Linked DNA regions of Homo sapiens: region 1 is linked to region 2. Evidence: chromatin loops called from intact Hi-C (ENCODE). Cell type or tissue: PC-9. All regions are shown on one strand.

Region 1 (8,000 bases), 290 kb after region 2:
GAAAACATGAAAATCGATTTTGGTTTTTAATATGATGAATGGCTGCTACAGGCCTGTACTAGATTCAGGGATACAATAGGGAGAAAGATACACAGCCCCTTCCCCACAAGATACTTACAGTCGAGCTGGGGAGATGGATATAAAACACAAAGCGTGATGGGGTTTGTGGGAAGGCTTCACGGGAGCCCATAAGAAGACCCCAGGCTTGGGAGCACAGGGACTTCTTACCAGGAGAAGGATGTTTAACTGGTTTTTTTGAGGATGGGCAGCAGTTCACCACATGGGGCTGCGGGGCCAAGGAAATTGGGGTCAGAGGAGGGCGCCAGTGTCACACACAGAGGGACTAGGTATGAAAGCTCAGAGGGAAGGGAAGGCCTAGTGCACCTGTGAAACTAAGAGGACACAGTAAGACTGGGGCATAGAATTCGGCAGCTGAGGGGGTCAGAGATAAAGCTGGACAGCCAGCAGAGCCACCTGGACCACACATGGCAGGAATTTAAATAGAGGGGTGCACAGATGAGGGAGTGATGGAACTTACTGAGGGTGGCTGGAAAACGCTTTGACCAAAATAAAAGCCTCTTAAAGGATGATTAGGGACTTACCAGAAGAAGCGAGGCCATTCCAGGCAGAGGAAACAATATATGCAAAGGTATTTTGGCACTTTGAAAATTAACCCTATTCTCTCTCCTATCCCGAGTAGGGTCCAAGATGAGCAACACACCCTCTACCAGACTCTCCTCTGTAAAGTCATATCAAGGCTCAAGATTGTGAAGCTTCAACCTCCAAAAAGAGTGGAGGGAACCAAGAATAAGCAACGCTTGCTACATAGACCAGGGACCCTCCTGCTAAGGAAGGCCTGCGTTCCAAAACCAGAAACATAACCCAGCCAATTGGAAAAACTTTGGAGGAACCAGGAAAATTATCACCTCCTAGGGGAGGTTCCTGTAAGCATCTATTGCTTATCGTTAATAATGTAGAAATACCCTCAAAACAAGGATTTCAGAAATTATGCCAACTCAGTAAGCAACACCTACCATATGCCAGGCCCTGAACGGTAAGTGCTCCACAAGCACCATCCCATCAATCCTCTAGTCACCCCCATGACACGTAAGTGTTCCCATTACTTTCCGGATGAGTAAGCTGAAGTTAAATACCATGCCCAATGTCTCAGATGGTTGGTAAATGGCAGCTGGGGGAAGGACCAGGACTCTGTGAGCCACACTTCCCCACACTGTGCCCTGCTGTTCCCCTAGGTGATAACCACTCTCCCTGATGCCGCTGAGGAAAATAACATGGACAACAGCAAGAGAAAAATTATTTTTTATTAAACAATTTTTTATTTAAAAAATATTTTTTAATAATTATTTTTAAAAATAATTATTTAAATATATTTTTAAATAATTATTTTTTAAAAATATTTAAATAATAAATTTAAATATAATTTAATTATTTAATTTAAATTAAATTATTTAAATACATTATATTTAAATAATTGTTTTAAAATATCTATCTAAATATATTATTTTTAAAAATATTTTTTATCTTAAAAAATTTTTATTTAAAACAATTATTTTTTGTTATTTATTATTTATGGTACACAAATACGTGTGTACCAAAGCGATGACTGTGAGGTTTACCTGAAGTTAAAGTCTTTACCCTTCTCGGGCAACAACTGGCAGCCAAATCTCCTCAGCTTCCTAAAGATAAAGCTATCTTTTCCAGGAGGCATCCAGACCATCTTACGTGGGAGGCCCCTTCATATACCTTTTCTTGAGTGATCCCCAATGTTCCCATATTACAGGTAGGGAAGTCAAGATTTGGAGCTAAGTATCTTTTCCAAGGTCTCACTACTATTAAAGCGGTGGAGCCAGGACTCAACCTAGGAGCTATCTGACTTTAGGAACTAAATCTTTCCATAACATCACACCTCATCACAGCATAGTCCAAAGGGAATCAAGCATGTTCACAGGAGGAGACACTTTGAAGCCAGTGGAAGAAAGCTAAGGACTCATTTTGCAAGGCCTCTCACAAAGAAAAAATGTACTTTACAAGAATGCTGACATATCTATTCTGCCAAATACAGGTTCTTGTGGGGTGGAGGGGAACTAACTGACAGTTATCAATGCCAAAAGAGAGAGAAAGGCCATCTGCAGATGAATACAATGCTTGCTCTGCCCGCCAAACTTACAGTTAAACTTTCCACTCTTAGATGCCATTGTTAGAAAGTAATTCTTACGCTGCGGATTCTTCATAAGACTACACAAATAAAGGACGGGGGAGGATGGGTCCCAAGGGCCTAGAATGGAATAATGAGATAGGTTACTTGGAGAGGAGGGCCAGAGGATGGGGAAGGAGTAGCCCATCTGTGTGGACTTGTAAGATGAAAGCTTTGTTGTATTTTATCCCAAATTTATAGACTCTCAAGCTGCCTGTAATCCTGTTCAGAGTACTGAGAGGTGATGTCAGAGAAAGAGCACTGGGTAGAACAGGGACCTGTGTTCCAGTCTCGGTCTTGCCACCATTTCAGGAAAGTCACAGAAGCTCCTCTATCTCTCATTTTCTTTGCCTATTACCTGAGGAAATTGGATTAAATGAGCTCTGAGACCCCTCCAGCTCAAAAGCATGTGATCATAATTCTAGCACCCTTCTCTCATCACATTCTTGGAATAGGCAGCAGAGGTGGGGCTCATCTAAAAGAGTAGCCCACTAAACCAGGACCATGAGGAGATATTATTAAAGGGCTTGGAGCCTGATGAGAAATCATATCTATATCACAGCCTTGCCGCAATCCATCCTTCAGTCCATCACAAGCCCTGGTCACTCGGCCCCCACAATACTGAGTTCTCTACTTTTATTGAATCTGCACCCACACACTGTTATCTAGATCTTGTCCCTTCCTTCTGCTGCCAGCCTGTACCTGCTGTGCTCCGATGAGGTTTGGGGTCTTGGAAAGTCAAAAGATGAAGAACCCCTGATCTCAAAATGAGGATGCTCCCAAGAGGGCAGAGAACTCACCCTAGGGTTGGAACAATATGTACAAGTCATTAAGAGCAGCAGGTTTTAGGGTGAAACAGAACTGCCTCTTAAAAGCTTAAAAGCTGTGGGATCTTAGGCAACTTTTCTGAGCCTAAGTTTCCTGACCTGTAAAGTAATAATGATGTTAATACAATCTGATATTAAATATCTGATGAAACTCTATCTCACAGAGCTACTATGATCATCAAATTGCACATAAAACACAGGCTCACTAAATGGGGTGACTGTTGTCCCAGGGTGAGTCCATGGACAATCTCCAGGAGTCTTGGTGCAGGGCTGGGTGCCTCTGCATGTGTGTGAAACTCAGTACAAACACGCAAGCGGCCCTTTAGCTATCAAAACACTCCCACATTACTACCCACGTAGTGGAAGGAAGCAGACTTACTCTCTTCAGGCAGCAGGAAAAATGAAGCAGGTACGTAGGAGAAGATCCGGCTGCTCAGGCCAGACCAGGAAACTAGGGAGCCGACCAGTCACCACCAGGAAGTGTGGACTGGGTGAGAGATGGGGGTCCAAAGAGGTGTCTCTTTCCTGATTGAACCAACTTCCACATAAAGTGTGTCAGAAACAGTCACCAAGAGGCAATTGCAGCTCCTGCAGGGCAGGGATCATTTCTGGTGCATTGCAGTGTCCTCAGTGCCCAGCATGGAGCCGAGGCATTGTAGACACCAACCAAAAATGTGTGTAGTGGATACACAACTAGAACGGAGAGGCTGCTGGAACAGAAATCCCAGTGAGTAAGCCAAGTGTGTGCTGAGAACATTAATATGGCTGGCTCGGCCTTCAGACCAGGGGTGTCCTAGAGGTTGGGATGACCTGGAGATCTAAAGATAACCCTCTGAAAAACCAGACCAAAGAGAGGGTCAGTCTGTGAGTCACCTGTCCCTCAAACCCAGGCCTGCGGAGGGAGCTAAGGAATTTATAACTGAGTCAGCGGTTATCTACGTGGCTGCATTCTGAGTCACCGCCTGGCCCCAGTGGGCCTGCTCTCCTGGGTGAGGGCTGTGGAGTGCGCTCGTGGGTGTCTTTATCTACACCGCACACTCAGTGGACTCCACCAAATGCAGTGACTCAGGGCTCCCCTCACGTTTCACTATGGTCTGTCACCACACTGTCCTGTCACGCTGCCCTGGCTCACTGCTTGCTGCCTTGCCCACAGAGGTGAAGCCCAGCCTGCCCCTGGTGTGTCAGGCCAAGAGCTCTGCTTCCTAGCCAGGCCTGTCAGCTATCAGCAACCGCACTTCCACCTCACCAGGAGCACCCAGGTGAGATGGGGCTCAGGACCAAGGCTGAGCAGTGCGCCCCACCCCAAGCCCTACCACAGGTCTTCCTCATGAAGCCTCTCTCCTCTGGCTTCTTTTCCCCTCACTGCCACCATGTTTTTGTCAACTCACAGGGGATAACTGCAAAAAAGGCAGTTCCCTCCCTACCTTTTGCAATTTATTATTAGAAAACTCTTGAAGGCCCCAAAGCCTTCCCAATTCTCCTCCCCCAATCCCATAAAATAATTCCTAGTAAATTGTTATTCACCTCTGAAATTGTTCCTTACATTATTACCAGATCAACTTTCCTCAGACGTAGCTCACTGCTCAAAAACCCCCATCTCATACTGAATTCAGTCCCTGTAAATGTCTTCAGGACCCCTAGAAATGTCTTGTCCCTGACACTGGACACTTTGTTGCCAGCTGAACGTAGGGTGGGAGGGACAAGCTTCCGGAAGCCATGTCTGTACAAAGTGGCCCTGGCCACAGCTCAGTGGTCCAGGGCTGAACCCCTGACCTGACCCAGGACAGCCTGAATCTCACCTGGGAAAACACTGAATAGAGGCTCAGCAATTCCAGTCTCGGTGTGGACCAAAGCCTTCAACAAGTAAGACATAAAAACTGTGGAGTTGTGGGAGCCATTTTTCCCTTGACATGACCAGGAAAGCTCAGAAGGCAAATCACAGTGAGGGAGGAAAGAAGCTGACATGTGCAGTGAAGTGGATACGGAAGAAAAAATATCCCCCAGTCCCTTACAGTCCCCAGGGACCTGTGCTACCCCAAAAGAACTTTCCCCAATTTTAATATATAGACATATAGGGCAGTAGATGAGATAGGTAAATGTCCACTTACAATAGAACATTTAATTAGAAAAATATTTGAAATCACACAGTATATAAAATGATATATTTTAAAATGTTATTTTCCACACCCACAGTTCATGAAACAGTTGTATTCAAACTTCTCATATTCATTTCCAATACCAGTGTCCTGACCTCCCTGAAGCCACCTTCTGAGTTATCAGACTTTGTTTTCTAGAGCATTTCAACTTCTTCCATGTATGTTTTTCAAGATCATACATAAGCCTGTCACTGGAAATTTTATCCCAAGCCACAGAAGGAGAAAAGGAAGGAAGGAAGGAAGGAAGGAGAAAAGCAATTCACAATTTATAACATCAGAACTGTTATATACATACTTTTTTCCTTTTTTTGTTTGTTTGCTTTCTTAGAGACAGGGTCTCACTCTGTCACCCAGGCTGGAGTGCAGTTGAGCGATCATAGCTCACTGCAGCCTTGAACCCCTGAGTGCAAGTGATCCCCCTGCCTGAGTAGCTGGGACTACAGGCATGCCCCACCATGCTCAGCTAATTTTTTTTTAAAGGCAGGGTCCGTAACTGGTCTTTAACTCCTAGCCTCAAACAATCCTTCCAAAATTCTGGGATTACAGGCATGAGCTACCATACCTGGCCTTGTTTTCTCATAGGTAGGTATTTATGATCTAAGAATGATCTTCAAAGGGCTTATTTACCATTACATCCATCACTTGCAAGTGAGAAGCCTCATTTCCAGTAATAATTACTGTCCTTTTTTTATCCCATAGATTCTATCTAAAAATCTCTAAAGCCCCTCAAATGGGCATTGAGATTGTTTCAGGCTGGGCCTTACCCAAACACTACCTTATTGTTCAAAATAACCTAATTGAGAGTGTTCCCCATTATATTCCAGCCTTTGTGCAGTCTCAAATATAAGGTTTCTTCCTCGGAATCGTTTGGATAAATTCTCACTTATGTTCAGGCATATACATTACTTTGTTCCATTTAAGCTTTATCAGCACCCTTGAGATATATATTACTATCTTTATTTTATAGATGGGGTAACCAAGGTTCTCAGGGTATGAGCCTGCCCAAGGCCACACAGTGCACAGTGGAGCTGGTTTTGGAAGCCAGGATGTGGACTCTAAAGCTCATACACCATCTATTCTAGCTGGCAGGTGAAGGTGGGCTCTATATATAAGTGGGGGGCCTTTACTTGCACCTCTAAACCACCCCACCTGGGCAATCACGCACTAACTTTACAGATAGTCATGAGCACATCCTTCCTGTCATGAAGAAAGAAGCTTGCTAACAAAACTCATAGGCTGCCTTGAAAACAAGCTAAACTATTTAACCTAATTTCACTGAGCACCTACTATGAACAAGGGATTCTGCTTCATTAGGATTTCCAAAATCAGATAGGCATGACCCACATGTGAAGAATAAGTTTGACGTATCAGAAAAACTGGAAACCTGAGCCTCAGGAAGGAGATAGGGTAAGATAAAGGTGGAGAGTGAAGAGAATATGCAGCAGCTTGATCCAAAGATCTGGCACCACGACTTTTTGTAGGAAAGACATATTAACACACCAGTTGGATTTAACTCTACCTGGGAACCATAATGGTGGTTCATATTTTTTTCTTTAGTTGGAATTTAGAAATTTCTAAAAATAATTAATTGCCTCAGAGCATGGGTGACCCAAAACTGCTTTACAAATAAGCTTCCAGCCAGGGTGAGAGGGCCCCTGGAAGAATCTGTGGTGTCATGGTGTCTCTCTCTCTCTCTCTCTCTCTCTCTCTTTCTCTCCCTCTAATTTTTGGTTCCTAGATGTAGAATCCTAGAAGGAAGGCAAGTGGAGGGAAGCACAAAAAAGAGGAAAAAATGGGCTTTCTCTGAGAAGTACTTTTACAATCAATAAAAATAGCATTTATTGAGCATCATATTTATAGTCCAGCCACAGAGCTAGTGCTTTACAAAATTTATCTCATGTAGTCCTCCCAAATAGTTTAACAGGTGGGCATTATCATCACACATTTCAGAGGAAGAAGCCAAGGTCCAAGGTCACACAGCTAGTAAATGGCAGAGCCACTAAGTTCAGAGCTTATCTCTTAATACCCAGTTACACTGATGCCAGTGGCCCATCTGGATGTTAGCTTTGGCTGAGCTATTACCAAGTTGACATGGCCTGCATATGCTAGCCAATCTAACATCCAAGCTAGCGACTGTGGGCAGGGAGGGGGGGGTAATAGAAGTTGCTGTCATTTGAGACAAGGAGAAATCACACCATCATCCCAGAAAAAAAAGGCCTGGAGGCTCAGACCCAAACAACTTCTCTGCCCTCCTTTGGTCAAGCACACTCTGACCAGGAGCCTGGAATCTTGAGCTCTCAGAAAGTCCCCAAAGAGAAAATGGGCTGTCAACCAGGTGACTGTTCAAAAAGACCTGGCCTAAATATGAATTGGCTAAATTGCTCTCAAAAGGCCAGAAACCAAGGAGACCGAGTTCCCCCACCCCATTCTCCTATTCCCAAAGGCCCCCAGTTGTCCCCAGGGAAGCAGAGAGGAGCCACTGCACTGAAGCATCTTGTTTTGATTGCACTGAAAATCTTCCCTGCCACATCCCTGACCCTGTGAAGACTAAAAGGAGCTTTCTTGACTCAGTAGGTAGAACAGAGTGCTGAGCAAAGAGCCTGCTCATGGCACTCGAGGGTATGACAGCCAAGAATGCTTTCGTAGCTGTGCTTTGCTGCCTGATTCCATCTGGAATGCACAGGCTTTGTCCCTTTGATCTTTAATATGGCTGCTCAGAGGGGCCAGGAGCTCACATTTGCAGCTAGTTCTGTCTTCATTCTCCACAGAGTCCACCTCCACTCCAAGTTCCTGGACACAATT
Region 2 (8,000 bases):
TTTAATCCCTGTGCTCCCAGTATGCCTGCAACACTTATCACATCGTAATGGTTCATGTCTTCCTTATTAGAGAGTAATTCTATGAGGGTAGCAGCTCTATCTTGTTCACTGCGTTCATTGCTGTACCCCCAAGAGCCTAGCACAATGCTTGGCACATAAGCACCCAATATTTATTGACTCCATGAATGAACAAGAAAACAAATGAAGAAATGAATGAATGAATGAAGTTGGCCATCTCTGTGTGAGATGAGTTATTGCTCTTCACAGGGGGTGGTCTCCATGTCACTTGCCCTACATGCAAGTGAGAGGCAAACCCCTTTACAGCCCCCCAGCTTTTAGCTAATAGCTCTTGTTTGCTCCATCACAGACTCTGCTTCTTTGCAGCTCCAGCAGAGCTGGGTGTTCTTCAATGTTCCAGGCTCTAGGGTGGGCCAGAGGGCACCTTCCCCCAGGCATGAGCCCTGAAAGGGAAGGGAGCCTTGGGACAAGAAAAGCAGACGTCAGATGGCCTGGGGTGGCCCCACTCACAGTCACCATGTCCTGGCTCAGGAGGCGTTTGACTTTCCCCTGAACTGTAGTGGATAGCGAATCCTGTCCCATTCTCCATGTACCTGGTGGATCCCAAGGAGTCCTAGTGATTCTGAGTCTCTGGCAGAGAGGCATAGGCTCAGGTCTATCCAAGTGAGGTCCTGGCAGTGGGGCTCTGAGGCAGGCTGTGTGTAGGTCTGGCCAATATGGTTGCAGACTTAGCTTAGGTATAAGGATAGGTTGGTCCTGGGGTCAGGCACTTGGACAAATTATTTCACCAATCAAAGACTGTGTTTTTCAGCTCCTATTATGTAACTATACCTCTGACAATTTTGTCTCAAATGATACTCTTAAAATAATTGCTACCACCAGAATGGGAAGAGGATTCTGGACACAGACTAAGCACTCAAGACATTGTTGACTAAGGATGGGAATGGAGGTGTCCGCTTGGGGTGAGTTTGAAAATTCAATCCTGTCTCAATCTCAGAAAGACTGAGATATGGCCTCCGGGGTGGAACCAGGGGCTCCTGGAACAGTTTTTACTTTGGTGACCATATTTAGAAATTAGGAGACAACTTTCTCTCTCTTCTCAGGGCCAATGGGAGCAGAGGCAGGGAGGAAGCAGATGCAATGGTAGCAGGAGGAATTTAGCTGGGCATGAGGCAGGACTGCCCAACCATGGCAGGGCAGGAGACTTAGGAAGAGGCACCAAAGGTCCTGTGGCTCAGCACAAACAGTGTAAGGGCTGCACTGGGTGGAGGGCACCCAGAGGTTGGCTGAACCCATGGCAAAGGCAACTTTGAAGGTCTGGAGTGGGGTGCTGTCTTAGTCTGTTTGGGCTGCTGTAACAAAATGCATTAGACTGGGTAAACAACAGAAACGTACTGCTCATAGTTCTGAAGCCTGGGAAGTCCAAGATCAAGGTGCTGGTAGAGTCAGTATCTGGTGAGGGTGCTCTATTTCATAGATGGCATCTTGCTGCTGTGTCCCCACATGACTGAAGAGGCCAGGGAGCTTGCCTGAGCCTATTTTAAAAGGGCACTAATCCCATTCTTGATGGTGGGGCTCTCATGACCTAATCATTTCCCGAAGGCCCTACTTTGTAATGCCATCACACTGTTTACTAGGTCCCAACACGTGAATTTTGGGGGACACTAACATTCAGACCATAGCAGATGCCAGTGCCTCTCCTGCCATAGGACTGGGTTTGTCGGGGTAAAAGGAAGGGGGCTGCTCAAGGGAGTGCAGAAGCCTTGGGCTTTTGGGTCTCCCCTGGTTTCACCCTTGGCTCTCAGGGTGGGATTCAGCAGATCATATAGGTGCTCTGGGTTTCCATTTTCCAGCAGGGACTGGGGTGGAGACTTAGCCTTGTCTTATGACTTCCTAGAAAGTGGGAGCCTCAGTGAGACAAGGGGGCAAAATAAAGACATTGAAAACGAAACTGAAAGGTGTCCAGACCCTTAAGTAGCCTCTGGTGTGTAAGAGGCCAAGCTGTGCTCAGCCAGTCACAGAAAACCCTGCCTGAGGTCTCATTCCCCTCCCCATCCATCAGTGACACTTGGGCTTGAGGGCCAGATCCTGGATGCCTGATTATAAACCTGATCCTGACTCTGGTTTCTGAGCTCCTTCTTGCCTTATGTGTCTCAGGCTTTCCAGCTGTATAAAGGGAATTTTCTAGGGTGTTCATATGCTTCTCAGCTCCTCAGTCAAAGACAGTGGAGAACATAAAAAAAATCGCAGCACTATTCACAATAGCAAAGATATGGAAGCAACCTAAATGTCCATCAATGAATGCCTGGATAAAGAAAACATGATATATGTGTGTGTGTGTGTGTGTGTGTGTGTGTACACCGTAGAATACTACTCAGCCATAAAAAGAAAGAAATCATGTCTTTCGCAGCAACATGGATGGTACTGGAAGCCATTTTTTTTTTTTTTGGAACAACTCAGAAACAGAAAGTCAAATACCACGTGTTCTCACTTGTAAGTGGGAGCTGAATAATTTGTATGCCTGGATGTAGAAAATGCAGTAGTCAACACTGGAGACTTAGAAGGGTGGGAGGTGGGTGAGGGATGAGAAATTGCTTAATGGGTACAATCTACACCATTTATTCAGGTGACAGCTAAGCTAAAAGCCCATACTTTGCAACTACACAATATATCCATGTAACAAAACTGCACTTGTACCCCCTAAATCTGTTTTTTTTTAAAGGCAATGGAGAAAGAGTGGGCCTTGCAGGCAAAGAAAGCCTCGGGTCCAAGAAAGAAAAGAGATAGGGAGGAAGGAGGGGCCGAGCCAGGCACTCACATCCGGGTCGTTGGTAAGGGCCACAGGAGAGCCTCATTGAACTGTCTCCACTTGGCACTGAGCCAGGCCACATTTATGACTCCCTCCTTCAGGCTTTCCTGGACTGTGGACATTTTTTAGGGGGAGGTCCTGGCCCAGGGAAGTGAAACAAAAATAGAAGAGACCCGTACTTTCCCTGAATCACCCCCTGCTTCTAGCACAACTGCCCTAACCTTAACCCAGGCACTTAAGAATTACTTTGTTTCCTAAAGCCTCTGAAGGGAAATTTACAAGCCTCCGTGAGTCACCTGTGCTGGCATTAAATAACCCCCGACTAAGTTCCTCTTGTTTTTTCTGTGATCTCCATCACTGCAAGGCCATTTTCTCATTCATTCCTTCTGCACGTGTTGAACAACTACTCTGCGCTTGCACTGGGCCGGATAGTGGAGATATAGGTAAAGCAGATAATCACTGCCTTTAAGGCACTCTAGCAGGCAGGGAGACAGATGAGGAAACATGCAATGGCATCCCCTTTGAGGAGGTGAAAGCTGGGAATGCCGGCCTCAATGCTGGACAGGGGGAGGCAGTGCCACATGGGGCCTATAGGTGGCAGCAGAAGCCCACCACAGCCTGCTGGGGCTCTGGGACACCTGGGGGCAGGTACTCAGCCAGGGGATAGAGGGTAAGGTGGTCAGATTAAACTGGATTGGGCAAGGAGAAGTCGGCATAGCCAGAGCACCTGTGCACCTTGTCCTTAAGAAAGATGAGGTTAGGCCCAGTCCCAGTTCCTCAGCTTTTTGTCCAGATACCATCCTCTCACCTTTGGGAAGCAGAGTTTAAAAAGAGACCTAGGAAACTCCCAGCATACTGAGCTGTTCTCGGTGCATGTCAAACACTGCACACCCCCTGTGCACTGCCCACAGCAACTCCGCAAACTAGCTGAGTTATCCCCATTTTATAGATGTGGAAAATGAGGCTCAATGGAATGAAGGTGGCTCAGAATTGATGAAGGGCCTGACATATTTCCATAAAGACCTCCTGGGCTTCACCGACATGAAGATTGTTTAAACAAGCCTGGAGGAAGATGCCCTCAGCTGTTGTCCAAGAGGCCCCAGGGTCCCAGGCAAACTTAGCTTTGCAAAGTAGCCTTTCCCCATGCCTATGTGGACTTTCCCTTACTTCTCGGCTGCAGGTCGTCCTTCAGTTCCACTACTTTTTCTTTTTCATACCCTGCACATTCTATTTACTGTCCCACCATTGTGCCCCACAACATGAACACAACTTTCATGCCTGTCAGCATAAGGTTATAATCAAAATGACTTGTCATAATTATACAGCAGTTTAATATTCAGAAAGTATTTTCAGCCGAGTGTGGTGGCTCATGCCTGTAATCCCAGCATTTTGGGAGTCTGAGGTGGGAGGATTGCTTGAGGGCAGGAGTTCTAGACCAGCCTGGGCAACAAAGTGAGACTCTATCTCTACAAAAAATAAAAAAATTAGCTGGGCGAGGTGGCATGTGCTTATAGTCCCAGCTTCTTGGGAGGCTGAGGCAGGAGGATCACTTGAGCCCAGGAGATCAAGGCTGTAGTGAGCCATTATTGTGCCACTGCACTCTAGTCTGGGTGCCAGAGCGAGGCCCTGTCTCAGAAGAAAAAAACAAAAACAGAAAGTATTTTCACAATTAAGATCTTATTTGATTCTCACCCTCCCCATGACGCAGGTAATTTCATTATTCTCCTCTTATGGATGGGGAGATGGAAGGTCAGAGAAGGCTTTACCCCAAAGATGATGCATTTCCCACTATTCACTCCAAACAGCCTTTTGCCCAGAAACTTTACTTTTGCCAATTCCCCTTTCAGAAAATCACTTCCTTCTCCAATTCCTGTTTTCCTCCCAGGTCTTTAACCCTTCAAAGCCCTGCATGTGTACCTCATCTAGGAAGCTTACTTCCAGGATTCCCGTCCACACTGGCCTCCCCTTTCCCTTTGCCCCTGCACAGTTTTTTCCTGGGGCCCCACAGCTGTCACTGCACAGCTTGAGGCTTGTGGAGGTGGTGCCATATGGTGTGGAGGGCATAGTAGTGGGCAAGGGGGCACATGTGAATCCAGGTACCTCCTCTTACTACCTGTGGGATTCTGACCAACTTAACCTGTCTGGGCCTCTTCTAAGCACCTCTATGAAAATGGGCTTAATATTTGCACCTACCTCAGAGGGTCTCTGTGCAGATTAAATGAGCTGCCCACTGCTCAGTCAATGTAAATTGAGTGTGCATAAGGCAATGAGTGCACCCTGAGAATGGGTTCATGGAAGCAGATCTCAAGAAGCGCCCTGCCTGATGCTCTGCACGTAACAGCTGAGAGATTTCTATAACTGTGTTTCAAAAGCCTGACTCCCCTTCCACCCCTGGCCCAATTTTCTTCTGAATCTTTTCTTTTGGAAGAGAACAAGGAAGGACATTTTCCACCTCCCTATACCTTTACAGGGAGGTGGGTGGGGCTGCCCTGGGCCTGTGGTCACCCACCCCCTCATCCTACCCCCAGCCTAACAATTTTTCCCTGGGGACCTGGGGCAGGGAAAGGAGGCTTTGGAAACAAAAGTCAGGTGTGTGTTCAGGCTCAGACTCTTACTTATGACCCAAGGTTTGCCGCTCAACTTCCCTGAGACTCAATATCCTCATTGGAAAATGGGAATGTTGGATTGTTGGGAGTGTGATTGAAGATGAGACATGAGAAAAGATCCCGTGAAATCTGGAGCATTTTACAGGCTTAGCAACCATGACTACTAAAAAACCTTCCCGCTTACTTACCTTCAGGTCTTCTGATCCCATTTGCACTCCCCAAACTGAAATCCTCTTTCTCTCTGAGATCTTCTTCCAACCCTGCCTCCTTCCTTCCTCCAGCCTTAATGAATTGCTTGTTCCCATAGGACTTGGCACAGAACGGATAATTTTTCTTCTCCCTTTAGGCTGCCTTAATCCTTTCTTTTGCCTTTTTGCTGCCTTTTACATCTTAACATTTATGATAATCTGCCCTTAGTACTAATGACAGCAGAGTTCTTACAATGTTCGCTGCAGCACGCTAAGAGCTTTACATACATTATCTCATTACATCTTCAAAGCAACCCATGGAGCAGGTGCTGCCAATATCCCTGTTTTGGAAATGAATGAACTGAGACTTGAGCAGTTAAGGAACTTACCCATGGTTCCAGGCCTCATTAGTTCTGCTAGTGGAATGACGTTTAAACCAAGAACATTGAACTCTACAAGCCTTACTTTTAACCACTGTATTGTGCTGTTTCTCTGGTAGAGCTAACTGTGCCCATGCCCCACCTCCTTTTCTTTCTTTCTTCTCTCTTTTTTTTTTTTTTGTTTCAAGAAATTGGCTTGTGACATGTGGGTGTTGACAAACCCAAAATCCATAGGGCAGGCTGGCAGGCTGGAGGCTCTCACAGGCAGGAGTGGATGCTACCATCTTAAGCGTGCCCTTTTTACTAGCTAAGCTGCAAACTCCTTGAGGGCAAGGGGCATGTCTCAAACATCTCTGAGTTTCCCACAATGCCTAGCAAGGGGTGCCTAGCAGGGCCTCCAGGCAGGAATCAAAAGACACAGCTATTAGGCCTACCTATGTGCCACCGATCTATTTGCTGTGTGACTTTGGCACTTGACCTTTTGGAATGGGATCCTCCTTGTCTGGGTCATGAGGATTGGATGACATCACATATCCAAAAACTGGGGATGTTAGGAAGGTGGGAACACTTGTACCCCTGCCACCCCATCTCTGGCTGGTCTGAAGGCACCAGTGTCTGCATTGGGACTGAAGGTGCAGGGGCCGCAGAGCTCCAGCAGGAGTCCCCAGCAAGGAGTCTCCTCCTCCACTGCTCCATGCCTCCCCTCAGTCTGGTGCTTGCTCCCTGTGATCCGCTCAAGCCTTGTGGCCTCAGAGTCTTTTTCCTTTTACACATTTAACATGGGGAGGTTGCAATTTTCCTCTGCCCTCATTTACTACCTTGGGGCAGATGGCAGGGCACTCGGTAATAAGTCCTACCCTTGGTACCTAGCTAGGTGAGTGAAGGGTGACTGGGTTTTCAGACCAGAACCAGGGAGGAAGGAGGGCTGTGGGAGAGGAATGCTGTCCCCAGCCCTGTCTTAGCCTGGCTGTGGGCTGCCACAGGGGCAGAGGCTCATGAGGAACAGCACTGCCTAGGGATAGTGAGGGCTGGGAAGGCACTGAACCTAGGTTTCCAGCCCCCCAGCCCGGACCCTGCCTTCTAACTCCTTGAAGCTCCATCCTTGGTATTAACCTTGGCTTTGCTCCTGACTGGCTTCCCCCGCGTTACATCCTGATTACATCCAGAGCACGGGTGAACCCTCCAGGCTTGTTTCCTGACAGAGTCAGACCCAGGGCTCTCAATGCTGCCCCCCTCCAAGCTTCTGTTAGCAGTGGCTATTGATGGGAAAGTCCACCACAGCCTGGCTGGGGAAGAGGCACCTGGTAACTTTCTGAAAGAGGGGAGCTGGGAGTGAGATAGAAGGTGCTATGTCCATCCTCACTTGACCTAGTAAGTGAGGGAGGAAAGGCAGCCCTTGGGGAGTTGGGGAGGCTTCTGCAGAATAGTGAGGCAGGGCAGCTGGTCTTCCAGCTCCTCCTTTTGCTTGGCCCCAATTCCCCTTTGGATCTCTTCTCTCTGCCACTTTCCCTTTTCCCCGCAGGTTTCCAACTAGTCTAGGGAAGCTACCCCAACACACATCCATCCCATAAGTCTCAGAATGTGTAATATTTGTTAAGCCTGAGATGCCCTCTCCCAGCTTTACCCTGCTCCTTCTTCAGGGCCCACTTCTGATATCATTACCTCCCACCTCCCCCATGAGCAGGCCTGAGTCAGCCTGGCATTGACTGCTCTCTGTGGTGGGCTCCCACAGCCCGGATATAAACCCTTTTTCAAAAGCTCTGGCCTCAACTGTCCTTGAATCAGAGTTATTTCTGTATGTGTACATCTGCCTGTGGTCCAGCACAAAGTGAGGCTTAATATTTATGAAGCGAGTGAACTAGTGAGCTGTGATGGGCAGCGCAAAGAGTTCTGGGATCAATGTCAGGGACCTGAGTTCTAGTCCTGGCTCTAGTGTGAACTTGCTGTGTGACACTGGACCTGTCCCTTCCCCACTCTGGGCCTCAGTTTCCCAATCTGT

The links. Hi-C counts contacts between places; a loop is a spot of excess contacts. Peaks named below come from ENCODE experiments on the same cell type or tissue, not always from the same donor. Only the 100,000 strongest peaks of a DNase experiment are listed, where the experiment ranks them.
Region 1: a loop joins it to region 2, with 8 times the contacts of the local background. A loop is called at or near these places in 3 of 110 quality-filtered maps.

The regions. Positions count from the first base shown.
Region 1 is chr1:115,175,648-115,183,647 of GRCh38, reverse strand. No RefSeq gene overlaps it. Among named protein-coding and RNA genes, the nearest start is that of LINC01765, 80 kb to the right of the region's middle. RefSeq lists enhancers at 3,189-4,388, 4,165-4,666. In PC-9, no CTCF peak of the experiment used is centred here; DNase peaks (open chromatin) are centred at 3,497 and 3,987; H3K4me3 peaks cover 1,321 bases; H3K27ac peaks cover 3,649 bases.
Region 2 is chr1:115,465,290-115,473,289 of GRCh38, reverse strand. No RefSeq gene overlaps it. Among named protein-coding and RNA genes, the nearest start is that of NGF, 130 kb to the right of the region's middle. In PC-9, CTCF peaks have their summits at 3,199 and 3,402 (motif pointing right); a DNase peak (open chromatin) is centred at 2,969; H3K4me3 peaks cover 1,165 bases; H3K27ac peaks cover 3,297 bases.